2 separate regions of the Mus musculus genome follow, and region 2 is linked to region 1. Evidence: chromatin loops called from intact Hi-C (ENCODE). Cell type or tissue: gastrocnemius. All regions are shown on one strand.

Region 1 (8,000 bases):
TTAAGATGAATGAGGCCCTACATTCAACCTCCAGCAACAGGCACAAAATATGAAAAATATGAAAAAGACAGGAAATTCTGTGGAGTTTTCTTTGAAATGCTCTCTATGCAATCCCAGCTTGACTTCTAGAATTTTATGTCAACTGGAGAATGGTCAATAAAGGGAGATCAAGGGCTAGAGAGATGGCTCAGTGGTTAAGAGCACTGACTGCTTTTCCAGAGGTCCTGAGTTCAATTCCCAGCAACCACATGGTGGCTCAATCCATCTGTAATGGGATCTGATGCCCTCTTCTGGTGTGTCTGAAGACAGTGATAGTGTACTCAATACATTAAATAAATAATTTTTTTTAAAGGGAGACCAAAATCATGTTTTTCAGCCTCCTCATCTTTTTCTCTGATATGTGTCAGGTCCTCTTTGTTTGATGACTCAAATTAAAGTTCCTTAGCCTGATATGTATATTTAAAAAAAAATCTATTCACTGTTGGACATGGTGGCACACGTTTAATCCCAGCACTACTCGGGGCAGTGGTGAGAGAATCTCTGTGAGTTTCAGGATATAGAGCTCCAGGATGTCCCTGAGCTACATAAAGAGATCCTGTCTCAAAAATCCAAATGAAAACAAAACAGAAAGCCCACACCTGTTAACTTACCTCTTCTTGTAAGCCAGAGAGATTGAAGGGTGAACAACCAAGAATCGCTGTCCCACCGGGGCAGTCAGAGAACAAGGTGAAGAAGAATCACAATAAGATACATATGTAACAAGTGCCGGAAGGTCTTGAGCCAGAGCACTGCGGTAGGAATCCGAGGGACTGCCTACTTTGACTGCTGGGTGAGGTGCAGTGTGGAAAAGGCAGAGAGACAGCTTGGCCGGCAGCAGAAAAAGGCTGTCCAAACGCTCTAGGCAGCAGCTTAAACTACATGGAAGGGGGAAGAAGGTCATAGTGAAGAGAGAGCTGGGAGGCAGACCTGATTGGGCTGGCTGATGAACCGAATGGCCAGTGGGAGGAGCTGAACTGAAGATCACGCCCAGTCTTCTGACCACGCCCAGTGTTCTAGTAAACAATTTGAGCAAAAGGCAGTGCCAGTTACTGAGATAAGGAAGACAGAAGAGGAGCCGGGAACAGAAACCAAGGGCTTCATTGTTGTACCTTATAAGGAAGGGGCTGTCTCTGAATCTCAACAGTGCAAAGAGCTGTGAGGAGGGAGGCTCCCTGCGAGCCTTCTTTCCCTTAGGTCGTGGTCTCCCTGAGTTTCATCCGATTGCATCTGAGGCCTGCAGCTAAGACCACTGGCTTGGCTGTAACTGCCTATTTAACGGAGCACCAATACCTTTGAAAAGGGCCTTGATTTATGTATGACTGTGTTCTTTGTTCTGCTAACAAACAAACTATGCAGCTCCTAAGTGGGACTTGGATTTGGTATAACCTGAGTCTTTATTCCCAGGTCCTGGTCACTTCAGCACAAACTAGATCTACCGCCATTGAGGCAAGAGTTCTGTTTTTGTGTCAATTCTACGAAAATTCGAGAAAATCACAGCCAGGCACCGGTGTGATACAGCTCTGCTTCGTTCTGGTCCCATCTACTGTTCCTATCATATGTCACAGCACAGAAACCAGTTCAGGATCACACACTGCCTGGGGTTGTCATTTGTCCTTTAGTCTCCTTCAATCTGGAAAAGTCCTTAACTTTTTTTTTTCCTGGTCTTTCCTGACGTTGATCATTTTGAGACCACAGTTTGGAATTTTATCATGATTAGACTCTTGTGCTATATCTTTCTGTGAACCACTAAAGAAGCAAGCATGCTCTCAAAGGTCGGACCACTGAGCTTTGTACTTCAATGACATCATTAAGGTGACATCCACCAGACTTCTTGATTGTAAATCACTTTTTCTTTTGTAGTAAATGAACTTAGATACTATAAATCAAAACGTCTCTCTATTTCCTTATATGGCTTCATATAAATGTTGATTGTGAAGTACAAAGTCACTTCCGTTGATGTTCAGATTAACCCAGCTTTGGCCAGCAGGAAGAGTTGAGGCTAGTTTAAGCTAGTTTAAGCATCCCTCTCTCCGCACGGTCTTACTTTCTGGCACAAGATTTTCCAGGCTCATTTTTATTTTATTTTACTTACGGTACTGGTGATTTATTTATTTTTCTTTATTTTTACAATGCTGAGCTTGAACCAAGGGCTTCATGCGTGCTTGAAGATCTCCCACCCTGAACCATATCTCTGGCTCTTGTCTTATTTATTTATTTTAAGATTTATTTATTTAACATGAAAGAGTGTTCTTTCTGCATACACACCTGCATGCCGGAAGAGGGCATCAGATAGCATTACAAATGGTCCTGAGCTGGGAATTGGTTGCTGGGAATTGAACTCAGGACCTCTGGAAGGGCAATCAGTGCTCTTAACCTCTGAGCCACCTCTCCAGCCCCTGTTTTACTTTTCACTTTGAGACAAGGTCTCCTACTACAGTCCTGGAAGACCTTGTACTTGCAATCCTGCCTGAGCGCCCTGAAGAACCCAGCTACTTTTCTTAGTCTTACAGTCAGCCACTCGTTTAACCTAAGGGGTCTTGGTCCTTTTAAGGATTCTGTTTAGAAACCAGAACACAGCTGATCTCCCTCCCTTCCAGTGCAGAAAACTGGGGCTATGTGGACATGACCATGTAAGGACTCGGGCATTCCTCTAGATTTATTCCACACACACACAGTGGACTTGATGCTTCTGAGCTCAACCCCATGCAGCTTTCCCTAGAGTTTTCCCTAGAGTTGCATGTTAGCTCTTCAGGAATGGGAAGCTCTGCCCCCCATTAACTCAAACACATCTGTATGCAGTCTTCATGCCACTTGGGCTCCTATGCTCATACCAGACACCTCCAAACAGGACACCCCCCTACGAGTCAGTTTGGGTCACACTGGCTTCTGGTTGCCTGTTTTGCTTGGCTCCTATCTAACTGTATACCAGGTTATTCAAGGAAGAAAATGAGAAATTGTATCCGTTCTTTTGTTATTTTATAGTATTTGTTTTAAAAAAATTATCATACAAGGTATTAGTCATCACAGTATTTGTTTGTTTGTTTATTTTTGGGACAAGGTTTCTTTGTGTTGTCTTGGCTGTCCTGGAATTCACTCTGTAGACCAGGATGGCCTTGAACTCACAGAGATCCACTTGCCTCTGCTTCCCAAGGGCTGGGATTAAAGGCATGCACCACCACCACCGAGCCCTTAAAGCATTTAATTTAATAGATTCTCCTTTCCCTCCCCTCCCCTCCCCTCCCCTCCCCTCCCCTCCCCTCCCCTCCCTTCTCCCTCTCCCTCTCCTCCCCTTTCCACCCCTCCCCTCCCTGCTCTCCTCTCTTCTTTCCCAGGAACTCTATGCTATGGTGTGACCTAAACTGTGTGATTCCCTTGAATTACGCCCTCTTGTGCAAGGAGTCTGTGCTGTAGACTCCTTGCTTCCTCCTTCGAGTCCCAATTCTCTCTGCTTTGGGCTTGGAGCCTTGGGAAGACAGCAAGCACCTCAGGATGGTTCCTCCTTCAGGGCCCCTGGCTGAAGGTCTGCTGGCAGAAGAAACCAGTTCAGCCGGGGCCATGGTCTTGCCTGATAGTTGGCTGTTGGTTCAGGCCAGCCCTATCAGTCACTTGCACGCCGATGCCCTTTGGGGGAAGGGGAAGAGGCGTTGGCTACGGAGCCCCAGCCTTTAACTGTGGGCTGACTTCCCACGTCTCAAAAGACTGCCAAGACAGCCCTTCAGACAGCTTTGTGAGGGAAATGGTTTTAAAAGGTTAGTCCAATTAAACACCCATAAAGGAAACAGTAGATGACTAACAGAAATTACAGGCTAGCTACACTCTTACTGAAATGGCAGACTCATTTGTGTCTTTGAGTAATTTCATAACACACAGTGCTTGCTCATAGAGAATGAAAACTAGGACCATTAGGAGTGTCCATCCAGTCCTTTCATTACCTCCCAGGCCTTGTCAGGTTGCGTTCCCTGGCTTCTCTCATTCAAAGCACGCCATCAGAAACCAAATTACTCATACAAGTGAGAGTTACAGACAAAGTAAATACGTAAAAATATAATCCAATTGAGCTGCCTTTGAGGCTTGAATTTCCAGCAAAACATTTCCTGGGACGGCATTTACGTCGACTCAGCGCCACCTGCCGGTAGGTGGAATCTTAGCAACTGAATGTTCATTGGCCAGGCACGGCCACGTGGGTAGAGTGGGGGCGGGGCAGCTCATTCCGCCTATTCATTCTGAAAGCAGTCAGGTGTGTTGGTGAAGTGCCAGGCGCTGTGTCCTCAGTGAAAGGAATATCATCACTGCCCTGTCTAGTGCCGTACTTCTTAAAACTAGGCACAAGCCGGAATCATCCTGAGATGAAGTTCAGACTTTTAGACTCTCCTCTAAAAAGATTGTAGTTAATGGACTAGAATAGGTCCTGAGAACCTGTATTTTTAAACAGAATGGCTGACTCAGCAGTTCTCAACCTGTGGGTTGCGACCCCTTTGGGGATATTTCACAGGGGTTGCCTAAAATCGTCAGAAAACACAGATATTTACATTGCCATTCATAATAGTAGCAAAATTACAGCTATAAAGTAGCACAAAAAATATATATATATGGTCGTAGATCACCACAGCATGAAGAACTATATTAAAGGGTCACAACATTAGGAAGGGTAAAGACGACTCATCTAGGTGATTCTGAGGAACAGGAAATCCATGAGGAAAAAGTAAATATAGAGAAAAGCCGAAAAATCTGTAAAGGCAATGGGGCCTGGGACTCCCCTACTTCTGCAGGTAGCACGAGGAGCCACAGCCAGAGCAGTTGTAGGCAACTGAAGGCTTAGGTTTGATTACTAGTGTAAGATGGGGGTGTGAGTATGATATGAATGTTGTTGCCCTGCTTTTAACTATGGCTGCAGGTGAGCCCTGGGCTCCCATTCATGTCCTGGATTGACTTGGTTTTGAATATAAGAAACAGGTATAGGTCCTATAGGTCCCCTTCTCAGCATCCTTCTATCCCGTGGGTCCTGGGGGTTGAACCCAGGTCATCACTGCTGTCAGCAAGCGTCTTCATGCACCGAGCCGGACCCCTGGCCTTCTAAGTCCTTTTGTTTTGTATTGGTTTTGCTTTGCTGGGAATGAACATGGCTTTCCTGCTGAGCCCCAGACTAGCCCGTTCTTTATATGACATCACACCATGCCCACAGCTGATCTGATCCAGCCCCTGGAATTCCTTTTATATCTGTGTAACTTTCTCCACAGATATATGTCTGTGGGTGCTATTTGGAGTCAAAAACAGACTTTTTCTGGATGTCCACTCTTTGTCCCTAAGGGGCATGGAGAAACTTCTCACTCTGTTCTTCTGCTGTTGATACAAAACACAGTTCTTGCCTCAAATGGGATAGTTTATTCTGGAGCCAAATGTGGGTGACCACAGCCCAGGAACACAGATCCAAGCAGACCAGAAAGATAGATCCCACTGCAAAGGGCCACATGAGATGTATTAATTATGGAACAAAGTCATAAGTCAAGACAGTTACCAAATACACTGGTGGAGACAACAGTTAGGCAGGCTACAGCAAAGCAGGGAACCTTTGTTATAGGTCCCAGATGTGATCTGCTAACATCCTAACTTCTGGGTTGGTGGAAACTGGTGGTCTGTTAAGAATACATCCTGGGTCAGACACAGGGATGGGCAGTGCATGGCTTTCAAAGATATTTTGCTCGGGTCTGTAACAGTCTTTGTGTATGTGAGGATGTGTAGATGGGTGTGCTTGTGTGTGTGTGTGTTTATGTGTGTGTGTGTGTGTGTGTGTGTGTGTGTGTGTGTGTAAGGATGCCCTTATAAGTGCACAAAGGCCAGGCCAGCCGGGAGAGGTCAGGGGACAGGTGACTTCCTCATTTGCTCTCTGCCTTATTCCCTTAAGATAAAGGAACCTGAACCTGGAACTCTGGTTTTCACTAGGCTGGCTGGACAGCAGGCCCCAGGATCAACCAGTCTCCACGCCTCATTCCCCCTTCCTCAGTGCTGGGGTTGCAGGTGCCAGTGGCCATACCTGCTCTTTCAGTGGGTGCTAGGGATCTGAACTCAGGTCCTCTGGTTGTATATCTGCTGTTCTCCCACCCCCAGTCAGGCTCAGAGACATCTCCCCAGTGCCTGGTCCTCAACAGTTTCTCTCTCCAAGATCATTAGTTCTTCTTCAGTTTCAGTATATATGGTATACACAGGTATACAGGGATGTTTCTTACCTGTTTTCATAGGTCATAAATAGATCACTGTCCTAGTTAGGATTTTACTGCTGTGAACAGACACCATGACCAAGGCAACTCTTAAATAAGGACAACATTTAATTGGGGCTGGCCTACAGGTTCAGAGGTTCAGTCCATTGTCATCAAGGTGGGAGCAGGGCAGCCTCCAGGCAGGCATGGTGCAGGAGGAGCTGAGAGTTCTACATCTTCATCTGAAGGCTGCTAGCAGAATACCGGATTCCAGGAAGCTACGATGAGGGTCTTAAACCTTTGCCCACAGTGATACACCTATTCCAACAAGGCTACACTGTCTAATAGTGCCATGCCCTGGGCCAAGCATACGCAAACTGTCACAGTTACTCAGAGCCATCTACGATGAATAGATTTGGGGGTTCTCCCCCCACCCCCTCCCCAATTCTCCCATTGTCTCAAGCATTGTTCATTGAATTCTTTTGTTTTAAAGATGCTTTTGTTGTTGTTGTTTTATTTTGTTTTTTGTTTTTTCCAAGATTCTTTTCTTTCAGAAACAGGCTACATACATACTCTCTATGTAGCCCAGGCTAGCCTTGAGCTCTCAGTCTTCTTGCTTCAGTCACCCGAGTGCTAGTTACAAACCTGTACCAGCGTGCTGAGATCGCTAGAATATCTTTGAGAAGAGAGTCTTAGAAATGGGATTTCTGTATTAACAGATAGGTATCTATGAAATCGTACTTAAATATTGTCAAATCTCCCTCTCTGTGTATTGTACCATTTTTCATTTCCCTTAATAAAATATGAGCACGTGCTCTCCACTGCATTCTCTTCACACGGCGTCCTTCACTTCAGGTCTGTGCTAACCTGACGTAATTCACTGTGAGCGGCGGCAGGTCCACACTCCTGCTTTCTGTAGCCTGGGCAGTAGTGTTCAGAGGCCTCTCTCCTCCCAGGTAAAACTGCAGAAAACGATCTCAGAATGAGTCTATTCAAAACAGAGCCGTAGTTTATTAAACGAGGCTCCCCTCCCTTATCCCCCTCCCCCCATCATCCTAGAGAGAAAACCTAAGGCTTCACACAGGCTAGGCATGCGTTTCACCACTGAGCTACATCGCCAGCCCTAGAAGAGATTTTTAAATATAGATTAAAACAGGTGTGTGTGGGGGGTAACAGAAAGTTCAGAGAAAGAAACAGACACACCCAAGAATGTGGGAGTCTCCTTCTGAAAGAAGTCATTGTCTTTATACCAGCTATATATGTGTAGGAGTTTGGTGATTAAAAAAAGTTAATGCGTAGGGGTGGGGATGGGAGTGGGGAGAGGGGTGGGGGTAGTGGTGGAGGTAGGGGTGGGGGTGCTGAAGTGTGTGTGGAGGTCAGAGTGCAATGGGCAGGAGTAGGCTTTCTTTCTCCACCATGAGGATCTGGGGTCGGGGGCGGGGGGAGTCAAACTCAGGTCTTCAGACTACTTGAGGAGCCTCCTTGTCTGCTGCGCCATTTCATTGGCCAGATTTGGGTGACCTTTGACACTATCTTTAAGGCATCACTAAGGAATTTTAATAAGATCACAGGGTTGTTTCCCGGAGGCTTTGGAAAGGATCGCAGCTGCTGAGGTAAAAGCCTGGATCAAAAGAGTTGCTTGGGAAGTTCAAATGTTTTCACTGCAACATTGTCTGGTTTGTGAGCGGTCCAGAAAATATTTGGGAGAGAAAGGGTCATTTTCGCAGCTCACACAGGCTCACAGTCTACAGGCAGTTCATTGCTATT
Region 2 (8,000 bases), 290 kb after region 1:
ATCCCTGGCATTGAATTTCAACTTCATTCCTTATCAGATGTTCTAATGTGGACAAATGAGTTTTTCCAAACCTAAATGATATCATATGGGAAATGGAGGAGAATAAAGAATACCTTTGTTGTGGGACACACACACACACACACACACACACACACTCAGATTTGATGAGCTAAAGCATATAGACAAGTAGCCAGAGTGACACTTCATAGCTGCTAGATCCTCTTGTGAAAGTTTAGGCTGACTAAGGCTTTTACACCTTAGCCAATTTAAGTGTTCTTACTTTAATTTCATACACACAAATCTGTTAAGTATAAGTGACGGTTCCTCTTTAATTCATCTTCTACCTCCTTGAGGACTTCAGAAGCTTAGTTTTTTTTTTTTTCCCAAATGTATAGTTTATGACAGTTCTTCTGGCTTAGTACCAACTCATAACTTCAAAGCTATCTAATGGTAGCTTTGGAGACACTTTGGGCTGTTCGTTATTGCAAAGAGTACACATGGAGGGACCCATAGCTCCAGCTGCATATGTAGCAGAGGATGGCCTTGTTGGACATCAGTGGGAGGAGAGGCCCTTGGTCCTATGAAGGCTTGTTGCCCCAGTGTAGAGAGGAATGCTGGGGTGGAGAGGTGGGAATGAGTGGGAGGAGGGAGAACACCATCATAGAAGCAGGGCGTAAGAGGATAGAGGAAAGGGTTTTGGGGGGGTGGAAGATGGAAACCTGGAAAGGGGATAACATTTGAAATGTAAATAAAATATCCAATAAAAAATAAACTAAAACTTTAAGATTTATTTTTTAATTTTTACTAATGTTTATATGTGTATCTGTACACACACACACACACACACATATATGTATATGTATATATATATGGTAGCCAAGGAGACAGGAACCGCACCCAGCCGCTATCATGAAATTCTTCCAGTAAAATTTGCTCTTACTCTTCTTCTGCCCTGTTAGCGAAGATTTCTGGAAGTCAGAGTATTTTCCAGGCCCATCTTACTAGCCAGGATTCAACTTGGTTACTTTTCTATTGCTGCAACCAAACACCACGACCAAGACAACTTATTAAAAAAAAAATGCCATGTGGAGAAAGCATCGGAACTTCAATCAACCAGAGACTCCTTGCTTGCTCATCTTGGTGAGAAAAAAAAAAAAAAAAAAAAAAAAAAAAAGAAATAGAATTGACTTTGACTTACAGTTTCAGAGGTTTTGAGTCCATGAAGTCAGAGTAAAGATGCAGCTGACATCTTACATCTTGATCCACAACCGTGAGCTAGAGGACAAGGGAGAGGGAGAAGGGAAGGGAGAGGGGGAAGGGGAGAGAGAAAAATGGAGAATGACACAAGTCTTTTGAGACTTTAAAGCCCACAGCCTCTCCAATAAGGCCACACCTCCTAGTCCTTCCCAAACGTTTCTACCCATTGGGGACCAGGTATAAAACCATGATTCTGTGGAAGCCAGTCTTAGTCAAACTACCACAGCCTTCTCCAGCAGTCATGGCTATTGTTTTAATAATCTTCCCTGATGCAGCAGTTCTCAACCTGTAGGTCACAAACAACCTTTTCTCAGGGGTGACCTACCATTACATTTCATACAGTAGCAAAATTACTGTAATGAAGTAGCAGCAAAAATAATTTTATGATTGGGGATCACGACAGCATGAGGAAGCGATTTAATGGGTCGCAGCTTTAGGAAGGTTGAGAACCACTGCCCTGATGGAGCTCATGAAAGCCCAGCCTCCTCCAGTGGTCATATCTTCCTTAGCACCATGTGGGGAATAGAAGGAACGAGCTTAATGCCCTGTAAGTGCAACGATGATTAGCAGACCAGAACTCCTCCAGCCATCCTGCGAACGTAAGGAGGGCCTACTGAGGTAGATGGATTTTCAGGGATGTAAATGCAGGGGAGGCATAACCTAGGTGTGATGGGGGGACCCAGGTTCTCCCTGGGACAACAGAAAAAGAAAGACCTTTGTTTTGAGCAAGGAGGGAGTCTACTTCTATTACTGGAGATTTGTTTGCTAGCCAATACCTCAATTTGTTGCAGTTTATACTCTAGACACAGAATGATCCTGCAGTTAACACAAAGAAGGGGGGATTATCCAGGAAACCAGCCTTGCTGGACACAGGGGCTCAGACGGAGATTAAGTCGGCTGTTACCAGAGAAGAGCTACAGGGGCCTTTAAAGGTCTCTTTCAAGCTCGTAAATCTAGATTCTATTTCCTTCCAACCGTTTCTGTGGATTTTTAGTGCAACCAGAGGATTGGAATTCACAAAGGGTAAAATATTATTTCCAGGTCTGAGCTTGTACAGGAACAATTCTATCGGAGGACATAGCATCCTAAGCCTGTGAATAACTAGAAGTAATAATCCAATAACTTCTGCCAGATGCACAGGTTCTTTGTTACCCAGATGAGTCATAATCGTTCATGACCTGAGACTAGAGAGGTCTTGGGATCTAGGAAGACAGCTATTACTGTTATTTTTATAAAGAAGCGTAGCAAAAAACCAAACAAACAGAAAACGGAAAGCAAACATGAAAAGGGCTCCTAATAATGTATTGCTATACCCATATGTCAGCATATCTCTCAGCCCTAGTCAGAAAAGCTTCCTCTGTAGCAGAGAGGAACTAACTCTGAGACCCATACATGAACAATGGCCACAAACTTTGGCCAACCCAGCCCTAAATAGAATGTCTTTCTCAAACTCTTCCCTTCAAGGCTCAGGGATCCAAGAGCCAGAGATGGTGGATGCCTTCCAGACACAACAGGAGGGCTGATGCACACATGAACTCACACAGACTGTGGCAGCATGCGTTAAGCCTGGCACACATTCAAGACAGACAAAATCCTGACACGGAGAAGGGGAAGTGGACACTAAGTCCCACCTCTAACCAAGAAGCTGTTTGTAATACCCACTGGGAACAGGAAAATCAGTTTCTTCTAATGGAGCAATGATAGATATATCAGCTACACTCCATGACATTCTGAGGAGCTGATGGTCAACACAAAATGGACTCTATGTGTGTGTGTGTGTGTGTGTGTGTGTGTGTGTGTGTTGCTTTTGTTTATTTTGTTTTTGTTTGTTCTGATTTCTTTTTAAAGAAAGAACATGAAGTTGGGTGGCTATGGAGGATCTTGGAGGAGTTAGGGGAAGGGGAAAGGATATGATAAAAATATATTACACAAAAAGATTTAAGCCAACAAATAAAAATAAGAACTTCATAGTAAACTTAGATATTTGCTTATCCAGGGATAACAATGGTATAGCAGTGGTAGACATAAAAAAGAAAATTCAGCTTTATTCAACTCAAATGTTACTGAAAACTGGCAAGATTGTAAAGGGTGATTTAAGAAGACAAAGAGGTCGAACCCAGCTTCTCTCACTCGTCCATTAAGTGGATCCTTCCCTGGTCACTAGGATACAAACACCAGGAAGCTAGTGCGATGACCTCTGCTCTCTTTTAGTCTTGTTTCTCCAGTGAGGCCTGGCCACCAGAACACACACCACTGCTTGCTCTCAGAGAACCCAAGCTGTGTAGAGTCCCTGGTTTTCTTGGCAAAGTTTGTGCACTTGAGAAAGGGAGGCAAACAGGAAGTGTAAGCATAGAATCAGAGTTCAAGAGAAGTCCAGCGCAGTTGTGGGACACGATTTCCAAGGAGCTGGATATATTAATTAGGTGGTAGTGACACCACCTGGTCATCATGAGCATCTTCCCTCACACGGAACACTGGGAAAGGAATAGACTTGGCTTTTCTGCTTAAGCCATGTTAGATGCAATTGCAATTACATCAGAGGTACAAGGGCCTTGATCTTGAGAGGTTTAATCATCTATGCAACAGAAAAAAAATGCATTAATGCTAACTCCCTTACTTCAGCAGTTTGACTCTGGAGATTAGGAGGTATGGAGTCCTGATACCTCGACTTCTCTGGGCATCCCAACGAACACTCAGATCAACCCAGGCAAGGCTTTGATGGATAATAAACCTGATAAAATACTAAGGAAACCATGGAACAATAGAATTATAGGTCATTTGGAACTCATAGAATAATCTATGAGAAAGAGATCCTTGTAGGTTTGTGTGAAAAGCAAAATTAAAACAGCAACAAGAAGATGTGGTCAAAGTTTCACTTTTCTTGCAAGTCTCTCCCATGGACTCTTTGGCTGTCTCATCCCAATACTAAATCAAAGAACTCAGGGCAGTGAGTGTGGTCACTCAGCCCTGTAATCCTGGGACTTGGAATTTTAGCTTTCTAGTGAGTTTGGAGCCAGCCTTGACTATATAGTAAAGCCCTGTCTCGAAACACACAAAAGATTAAGAAAACAACAATAATACTAAGACAAGAAAAATGAGGGACTATTCTGGGTTGTCTGGAATATTCTAATCACCACTGTGTACAACCTTCAGATTTCCACTACTGGAAGAAATTCCTAAGATAAGCAGTTCACAAGGAGAAAGCACACATTTTTGACATGCAATTTCAGAGGTCCATGGGCACTTAGCCATGTCGCTCTGGGCTTGTGGCAGTTTGGCATAGTACAGCAGGATCATAATACAGTGCAAAAGACTTGTCACCTCATGGTGTCCAGAAAGCAAAGAGTGGAAAAATAGCATCCTTGAAGAGCATGTGCCCCAGGGAACTCTCCTCCTTCCACTACCCCTCACATACTAAACGTCTACAGCTTCCATGGATGCGGCCATTGAGGCTTGAACACATGGGCTTTTTGGAGGGCAGTTATGATCCAAACTAGTAATATACTACTTAACAGTGATACAATTATCCCATTTAATCTCTATTTTAGAACCATTTAACTTCTAGAACAAATGAAATGCTCTCAAACCCGAGTTTTTTGATACCTTGTATAATTATATTTCTCTCACCTTTACCAAATCTATCAGTTAGGGTTTTGTCAGAAGAACAGAAATGACTCTACCATGCTCAGAATTATGGACTTAACGTAGATCTTGGACTTAGGAGGCCTGGAAGGAAAAGCAAATAAGAGAACTAGAGAAGCAAGAGGAGGAGATGGCAATGTGACACTGTGTGGCATTCAGAGATCAGTATCTGTATGATGTAGTGGTCAGCCTCAAGGACCAAGAGACTAAAAGGGAAGAAAACCCATCATTAAAATATACGATTCAGTTCCTAGGCCAGCCAATACTAGGAATGCTGAGCACAGTCACCCTCGCCAGTGTTGGCAACAATGAGGATCCACAGTTAGTGCAGAAGGCTGGATCACTGAAAGGCCATATCTGCTTCCACAAATACCAGCAGCTACAAAAGAGTCTGAGGAATAAACAATGTCTCTTCCTTCTGCTAGCATTTAGCAGAAAGCCAAATCCTACAAGCATTTGGAGATTTGGGGATGTAGCTGTGGATGCCTGACCCTAACAATACAAAACAGACAGAATGTGGTCCTGGAACTGAGGGAAAGAGGGAGGTAACTGTCCTACCAAGTAAAATAAGGCAAGATGTATCTCCTAGAAGGCAAATGAACATGTGCCATTTGGAGGCTCATGCACGGTCCTGAGGGGTATTAATGCTGTAATATGCTCCAGTCCTAGTTGAGCATTTACTGGTTCCGACATGATGGGCAGAGAATGGTGCTGAACTCACACCCATCCATCCAACTCATCCAAACATCCAACCCAATCAATATATATCTATCCATTCAATCCCACTCATCTACCCATTTTCATTTGGTTCAACCCATCAATTCAACCCATGCAGCCAATGCATGAATGCACATATCCATCAACATGTATCATACATTATTTCATCTTTCCAGTCCAATCCATTCATGACACACACATACATGCATTCATACACACATACATACAATCCATCTAACCATCCAATCAGTCCATCCATCCAATCTATCCACCCAACCTATTCCTATTAATTCAGTCCCATCCATTAACTCAACCATCCATCTATCCATTCACCCATCTATCCATCCATTTACACATTTGGTGAGCACTTATTATCTACCAAGCATTGTGCTATGCACTGGAGATTCAAAGAGAATGCCAGTCTTCCACAGGTAACGTTCAAGCCAGGAAGAGACTGAACAACTTCGGTAGCCACAGGAAATATTACAAGTAACAATCACTTGTGTGAGTCAGTTTTCTGTCACTATAACAAAAGCCTGAAGGGTTTGACTAATAAAGAGAAAAGATCGATTTTTGGCTCATAGTTTTTGAGAATTTGACCCATGGTTGAGTGACTCTGTAGTTTCTAGACCCGTGAAGAGGCTGTCTATGACCATGGGAACAACAAACTCCAAGGAGTTTGCCCAATGGCTGGAAAGCAAAGAATATGGCAAGGAATAGACCAGAGTGCCCTTCATAGGCATCCTTTCAGTGGCCTGAAGATTTCTCACTCTACCCAACCTCTTAAAGCTTCTACCACCTCTCAACAGAACTACTGTGGAGGCCAAGCCGTCAACACAAGGGCCTTTGGGTGACATCACAGAGCCAAACAACAGCACCACATTGTTCTTCCTTCCTTCCTTCCTCCCTCCCTCCCTCCCCCTCTCTTTCTTTCTTTCTTTCTTTCTTTCTTTCTTTCTTTCTTTCTTTCTTTTTTTCTTTCTTTCTTTCTTTCTTTCTTTCTTTCTTTCTTTCTTTCTTTCTTTCTTTCTTTCTGCCTGTCAAAGTACTTTGCCATCTTAGAATTCTTGTAGAATATAAAAATCACATGGAATGTATCTTTACTTATTTTTCTGTCGCCAAACCTTCCATGGACATTGTATATAATTCCTATAAAAACAATTCCAAGTTCTGTTGCTTTCTCTTTCACTTGTTCATACTGTTTTTAATGACTAGCTTTCTTCCTTTGACCAATGACTTCCCTGGCTCTCTTCTGTCTTTTCAGCCTTGCACAGTCCTGTCACCTCAGAGACTAGTTATCCTGAGGCCATCTCTCTGCCCTTCCATATTGTTTGTCTAACAGTGCAGGGCTCTCCAGCTCCTAGGCTGGTCTACTTTCCTGTGTCATACTTACCTGCTGCTTCTCCTCATTCAACTTGAGAGACATTTTGAGAGAACAGACGTTGCTGGGAAAATCCATCTCTACTCACCGCACTATGGGAAAAGTTTTGTCTCTCTTCTTCTAGAACTTCATTAAATTCATATTCTTTTTTTTTTCACTACAGTGACTATATGCTTATACGTGGTTGACTGATACTCCTCCAATGTCTTCAGTAGACTTCCTACATCTGATTCTCAGCTTTTAAGTGTGAAGGGCTTTTGGTGGCAGTGGTGGTGGTGGTGGTTGTGGTTTTGTGTGTGTGTCTTTTCAAATTTCTTTCTTTTCTTTTCTTTTTTTTTAAAGGTCTTCACATTTTTATTCTTTGTGCACAAAGACTAGCATGATCGGTTCCACTTGGTAGTCAGTCGAACCCATTGAAGGTTGCTTAGTCCAACTTAATGAAGCCTATGTCCTTCGAGTACTGCGAGGGAAAAGGCTTTTTTTTTTTTAAAGATTTATTTTATTTATATGAGTACACTGTAGCTGTCTTCAGACACACCAGAAGAGGGCATCGGATCTCATTACAGATGGTTGTGAGCCACCATGTAGTTGCTGGGGATTGAACTCAGGACCTTTGAAAGAGCAGTCAGTGTCCTTAACTGCTGAGCCATCTCTCCAGCCCCTGTGTTTTCAAGTTCCATTCTACTGACTCAGACTCTCTGGGGAGGGGCCCAGAGAAATCACGTGCTTCCTAGGCACAGCAGGTGTTTCTGATCACACAAAGGGGGGCAGGCAAACCGAAACTGCCTTTGTGTTCAGCTCTGACACTTTTATTCTTCCTTCCTTCGGTGTTTTTGAAAATATTGTTATCTTTCACAGCAGACTCTCTTGTCACCAGACATTTTAGATGGGCAGTGATAATTTGAAGTTTGCCCCCTTATTTCTGAAATCATTTCTCTTTGAAACAATTATCTTTTTTGGTATGTGACAGAGGTTTTTATTATCTATAATAGAGAGTAGAAAG

Evidence for each region. A loop is a pair of places that touch in the nucleus more often than their neighbours do. Peaks named below come from ENCODE experiments on the same cell type or tissue, not always from the same donor. Only the 100,000 strongest peaks of a DNase experiment are listed, where the experiment ranks them.
Region 2: a loop joins it to region 1, with 8 times the contacts of the local background. A loop is called at or near these places in 17 of 42 quality-filtered maps.

What each region holds. Positions count from the first base shown.
Region 1 is chr19:29,060,233-29,068,232 of GRCm38, reverse strand. It overlaps Gm9895 (predicted gene 9895), which reads right to left and starts at 932. Exons shown (of 2, transcript NR_045687.1): 1 at 651-932. In gastrocnemius, a CTCF peak has its summit at 4,160 (motif pointing left); DNase peaks (open chromatin) are centred at 3,584 and 4,213; H3K4me3 peaks cover 2,521 bases; H3K27ac peaks cover 3,696 bases.
Region 2 is chr19:28,772,707-28,780,706 of GRCm38, reverse strand. Gm35922 (a long non-coding RNA gene) reads right to left here. Exons shown (of 4, transcript XR_877801.1): 3 at 1,199-1,275. Among named protein-coding and RNA genes, the nearest start is that of Gm35922, 17 kb to the right of the region's middle. In gastrocnemius, a CTCF peak has its summit at 3,692; DNase peaks (open chromatin) are centred at 2,787 and 3,607.